2 separate regions of the Homo sapiens genome follow, and region 2 is linked to region 1. Evidence: read pairs that join two places in POLR2A ChIA-PET (ENCODE). Cell type or tissue: CD4-positive, alpha-beta T cell. All regions are shown on one strand. Links, peaks and the distances in the headings refer to the core of each region. The heading gives the core; the rest is flanking DNA. Region 1 has its middle 40 kb from the start of LINC01550. Region 2 overlaps LOC105370655 (a long non-coding RNA gene).

Region 1 (2,919 bases), core at 236-2,735:
AAAGGAAGGAAAAGGAAAGGAAAGGGAAAAAGAGGAGAGAATGCGAAAGTGTTCTTGTAGCAGGATCTGGCCACAGGTCACCCAGCCCTACCTTTTCCTCATGAAGCTATGCTTTAATAGGGGCTGTACATTTACAGATGGATGGGCAGTCTGGTCCCTGCGCCTCGCATGCTGATGCTGAGTGTTCTGGGAGTGGCCGGTGCTCCACCTCTGAGAGCAGCTTGACTCCTCCGGATCCCCCACTCAAGCCCAGGAGGAGACATGGAGAGTACTCTGGGCTGTGATCTCTTGGTTTTCAATTGCAGGATTCCTGTCGAGGTCTCAGCACTGGGGCATTTCTCCAAAGCCTTATGTACTTACAAGTCTTTCTTCCCCTCTTAATTTGCCTGGAGCCAGGCTTTCATCTTGACTCTTAGCCAAGAGGCACCTGCTGAAATATTCATCAGCAGAAATTGTGCTATGGGTGCTCTTTCCTATTTGTCCAGTTCTATGTCATTAGAATAAGGGCGAGGTGAATGGAAATGGAGTTTGACACCAGAGAGTAAAATTCACTCAGAACTCCAGGTAAGCGGCAATTAACCCTTTTCTGCGTAGGAGGCTAAGTACTTACAACAGACCTTTGCAGCCATTCATGCACTTGTTCTTGGATCAGCAATTCCTGACATCTATTCATTCTTTCAGTACACTTTATTGAGCCCCTACTGTGTGTGAGACCCAGTGCTCGACCCTGGGCATAGCCAGATGCATATAATTGTGTCCCTGCTCACCAAACCTCATAGTCCAAAGAGAGAAAACAGAGAAACATACAGATAACTGTAACATAGGGCAAGTGTAGTTATGAAGTTAGGTATAGGAGAGCATAGAGCACAGCTCAGATTTAGAGAAGGAAAGGGTGATAAACACAATTTTCTGAAAGCAAAGAACCCTAAGCCAATTCTTTAAGGCTATATATATTTTTCAATTAGAGGGAAACTGAGTGGCAGGGTGGAATTTTGTAGAGGGTGCCAAGAAGAGGAAATGGACCTCCAGACAGAGTCAACAGCAACAGCAATGGCAGAGATGCAAAGAGAAATGACATTATGCATGTAACTCTGAGCAATCCTGGGATACTGGAGAAGAAAATGTTATTAAAGGTGTGAGATCTGGCAAGGAAGTGGCCAAAGTCAGATCAGGGGTCTTGTCTGTATGTCAGGGAGCTTGGTCTTAGTTTTTTCTGTCTTAGAGGAGCAGAGCATATAGTTGAAGAGTTCAAGCTGTAGGAGGGTTAGGATATGTTTTGGACATATTACTCAAGCTTTGGTGGAGTGATAAATTGTTAACAGAAAACAAGTTAGGAGGCTGTTAAAATAGGCAGAAGATAACAAGGGTGTGAGTTGGGGTAGTGGGAATGGACTGGAGGACAGAGATTCAAGAACACTAGACAGGACTTTCTCATTTTTGTGCAAGAATCATTTACTGAACAACTTTTATTAGTCAGTTTTTACTCTAGATAATAGTGGGAAATACCAAAATCAGTGTCAGAGTCTATTTTCCTTTACACAATTTGAACTCAAATTAAAGGAGTTCTATTAATATTTAACCAAAGGCAAGGGGGAGGGTGGGGAGCAGAGAAGGGGTCCTTGTGAGTTTCATAGAGCGGGCTTCATGTTTCTAAAACAGGATGCAGTCTGCACCCAGCCCTCATATTACATTTGTGGTTTGGATTGGGCTGGTAAGGATTGCACCGGCTTTTCAAATCTCTGGTGATGAAGGCTTGACTGAATCAACTCAGACCACAGCAAAGGCTCTGCACATCCCAGGCAGAGCTGGTTGTCTCTTTTCATATTCCTAGCCCCACAGAAGAATGCCAGCTATCAGCCCAGGCAGCAACTTAACAAAGCAAATCCCTGGTTGCTATCAACTCCACAATGTTGGTATTTATAAAGGAGGATTTTTTTTTAACTTTTTGTCTCTAACATAGAATTATATAGGGCCCTATTGCCAGTGCGCCCCATAGGCAGTCCCAATTTTTGTGTGTGTGCCCATGTTGACATAAAAGCGCATCTGAATTTTACTTGGAGTTAAAACACTGTGAGTGCTCCTGGCTGAATACAGTGGGACCGCGATATTGTACTGTGAAAACAAGAGCTTGAAAATTACTTCTGCAAAATTGAACTCTTTCCCTCTATGTATATGTATATGTGTGTGTATGTATATGCATATATAGGTATATGATAGCTGCATACACAATGATAACTGAGAAGAGAAAGTAAATCATTTGCATTTTGAGGCAAGTTTTTCTTCTATTGCTGTTATTAATTCACAGTGTTCAAATCTCTATGACCCAGTTTCCTCATCTGTAAAATGAGGATAATTATATTTATGAATAAAACACTAGGAGCTCTTTGGATGAAAGAGAATTCATGATTGGGAGAAAGCAATTTTATGACAAACTACAAAAACTGCATTCGCTGGGCACCCAGGCACTTGTTCTTCCTGGAGCCAGACTGTTTCACTGGAAGCTGATGGATAAAAAATATTGATATACACGCTAAAGCTCTACTGAAATGCAAATGGAAGTCACTGTAGAATGATAGATTTTAAGATATGTTGACATGGCTGTTTGCTTGTGGAATTCTTACCAGCCCAGTCCCAACCAGAAATCTCATAATATACCATGGTTGGTTGAAATACTGTTCCTGAACTGTGCCACTTTGCTTTCTGACTGTCTGGTCATGATTGGTGGTGTCAAACCAGATATGTGTCCATCCTGCTGCTTCTCCTCAAGGCAGAAGCTACAGTTTTTTAATAAAAAGCTTCTGTGACCGGGGTTCTGGGGCTTCCAGGATTGCCTACAGTCTTCTTACTGTGTCTTCAGTATTCAAGCCCTTTGTTGCATGAGTTTTCCATTGCTGTAATAAATGACCATAAACAGTGGCT
Region 2 (2,919 bases), core at 234-2,733, 86 kb after region 1:
CAACCCATTATAGTACACATTTAGGAATTGTCAGGCAGCATAGATGACTGGACTTCTTCAATGGGGTATTGCTCTTCTGGGAGGTATATATGACATTTAGGAAAGGGGAAAATTTCTTCAAGTCTTCCTCACTCACCCAATTAGGATGACTTAGATTTGTAAAATCTCAATCCATTTCTAAGACAGTACCAAGTGGCCTCTGGAACTTGGGAGAAAATTATTCCTTATCACTAGCCAGGCTCTCAGGATTCAGTTGTTCCAGTTTTTGATTAAAAAAAAAAAAGTCTTTCCTGAGCACCCATTATGCATCCTGGGCTAGAAACTGGGTTGACAAGGAGGTGGATGGGACAAGGCATTGGTCACTTTCTCCCAGCCATAAGCCCTCCTTTGGAGACCTGCTCTCTTCTGCCTTCTAGGGAAAAGTGAATTTAAGCAACACAGGTTTTGTCTCCCTGGCCTCAGCTGATTGGATCAGGAATGGATATCTGGCCATGTATCAGCCCCACAGTGAATTAGGAGATGAAGCCCCTGTTTTCTTGTTCACTGTGGAGCAGTCTTATTCACGATGTGCCCAGTGACAACTTGCAAAAAGGATGAGGCAGGTGCTTAAAGGGAAGAGATGCCACATATCTCCAAGGAAAACAAGCCTTCTCACTGCCTAGAACGCCCCATGATCTTTTTTGCAGTTAAGTTCCAAATGTCCTCAGGTTTCTGTCCTCTGCAGCCAGCTGATCTCTGGCTATGCCCTCAGTGAGGGAAAGGGACAGACCTCTGGCACAGCTAGGCAAATGGTGCAGTACTTGGTTTAATAAGGATGTGAGCAAAGTGCTACAGAAGTTGGGAAGAGGGTGGCAGACTGGCTCTGTAAGCAAAGAAAGTGTTGCCAAATAGGCAATACCCATTTGGAAAAATGAGTAGAAATTTTGGAGGCTGAATTTTATTAATTAGTGTGCTCATGAAGTAGTTCACACCTTGAATTCACATCTGGGCAATACCTGAGACCACTTCAGACCAGTTGAATAGAAGTTGTAAATTCCACATGTGTAGCTTTTTAATCCCCCCAGGTGATTCTGATGTACAGAGAAGGCTGAGAATCACTGACTTAATGAGTTACATAATAAACCCACTTCCTTCTAGAGCAGTTGCATCCTCAATTCTCTTTAGACTAATAGCTACAGTGTCATCATCCTGAAGCCAACCATGTGCCACGCAACTACATTCACAGCCCCCTAGTGCCCCACTGTGTGAAACATGCAGCAGGTGCTAAAGAAATATGTTTAGCTTTTACGCAGCACTAGCAGACATAGGCTTCTGATACTCATTGGGCTGCATCACTTGTTTTTGTCAACAGCTTCCTCTCCTTCATTGATGACATCAATGACTCCTAAAAATCATCCTGTACTTTATGTTTGCATCTGCCTATCTTCTGCCACTACATTAGTTCAGGCCTCTCACATGACATTTTTATTACGGATCTCTCTGCATCCAATGAGTCATTTTGTTATCATCATAATCATGATCATCATATACTCACATACCTCAAACAGATGCATGCACCCCACTATCTATCCATTATCTAGCCACCGAGTCATCCATCATCCACTTATCCATCCATCACCCAACCATTCACCCACTCACTTATCCATTCATCCATCCATTCCTCCACACACTCATCCATCCACCTGTTCATTCATTCATCCATCCCTCCATACACTCAACTACTCACCTGTCCATTTATTCATCCCTGTCTCCACACACTCTACCATACAACCCATCCCTTCATGGGTAGAGTGAGGGTTCAATTTAGAGGTAGAGATGAGGAGATGGAGGCTGGATTTAGGGAGGATGTGAAAGCACTCCAGCAGAGTTAATACCTAGTGGACATGTGAATGGTCAAGACAAGTGTGTCCACCTAAGAGTGGCTTCATAGTCACCCCTGGCAGAGGGAACAGACTGATCATCTGCCTGAGGAAGTGAAACAGAATGATCCATGCAGAGAACTTCCCAGGGGACCCATGCAGGCTTGGGTGTTGGGAGAGGGGGAGAGATGGTGTGCTGAGGGTCAGGAGGGAGGACCTTAGAACCTGGAATAAAGTGTTCAATTTATATGGAAGACTATGGAGATCGCAGGAGGATTTTATGCAGGGATGGGAGTGACATGAAGTGCATATCTCCAACCATGGAGAAGTCCCTCTCATCTTTTCCAGTTTCTGTGCATGGCCCTTGGCTTGTTTAGGAAGTTGGCTCTGGGTAGATGTGCCAACACAAAATTAGGGAGTACTAGAAACCACTCTCTCAAGGAATAAATAACTCCAAAAGTGTGAGCAGTCAGTTTAGAAAACCTCACCCTGCTGCCATCATTCCTGCCTTACAACCAGTTCCTGCCTTTCCCCACTATAACTAAGAAGGACTTTAGACAGATTTTATGCTGAAGATTCAACACTTGGCTTGGGCTCTCCTTCCTCCACTCTCTCTCTTTCGCCTGCCCTCCCTCCTCTCACCCAGCAAGACAGGGCCTGGGCATTCTCCCTGACCAGTTACTGGGAGGGACACTGAGAAGAACAGCAGCCCACCACCCTTCAAGGGCAGCAGGCAGCATATGAGAAGGTCCAGAGGTGCAAGAGAGCCTGGTCCACTGAGGTTTGAGCTGAAGCCTTTTCTCCTAGGGGTCTGGTGGCAGGGTTAGAGGGAATGAGGTAGGAGAGGCCCCTGGAGGGTAAAAGGACACTGGAGTTTCAACTTTATTCTGAAGAGGAAGAAGAGAGAAGAAAAGAACAATAAAGTATTTTAAACTTATAAGGGAGATATTAAATTTATATTTTTAAATTTTTAATCACAGATATAAAAATTACTGGAGATGGAAAAGTATATGTATATATAGATGTGAATATGTACATCATATATATGATAGCTAAATAT

Evidence for each region. Peaks named below come from ENCODE experiments on the same cell type or tissue, not always from the same donor. Only the 100,000 strongest peaks of a DNase experiment are listed, where the experiment ranks them.
Region 2: POLR2A ChIA-PET joins it to region 1 with 9 read pairs; 3 of 35 experiments call an interaction of 5 or more read pairs at or near these places.

What each region holds. Positions count from the first base shown.
Region 1 is chr14:98,017,088-98,020,006 of GRCh38, forward strand. No RefSeq gene overlaps it. Among named protein-coding and RNA genes, the nearest start is that of LINC01550, 40 kb to the left of the region's middle. In CD4-positive, alpha-beta T cell, for the core only: no CTCF peak of the experiment used is centred there; a DNase peak (open chromatin) is centred at 1,754.
Region 2 is chr14:98,102,697-98,105,615 of GRCh38, forward strand. All of the region lies in intron 1 of LOC105370655 (a long non-coding RNA gene), which reads right to left. The region is part of intron 3 of LOC105370653 (a long non-coding RNA gene); the gene reads left to right. Among named protein-coding and RNA genes, the nearest start is that of LINC02295, 32 kb to the right of the region's middle. In CD4-positive, alpha-beta T cell, for the core only: no CTCF peak of the experiment used is centred there; a DNase peak (open chromatin) is centred at 1,205.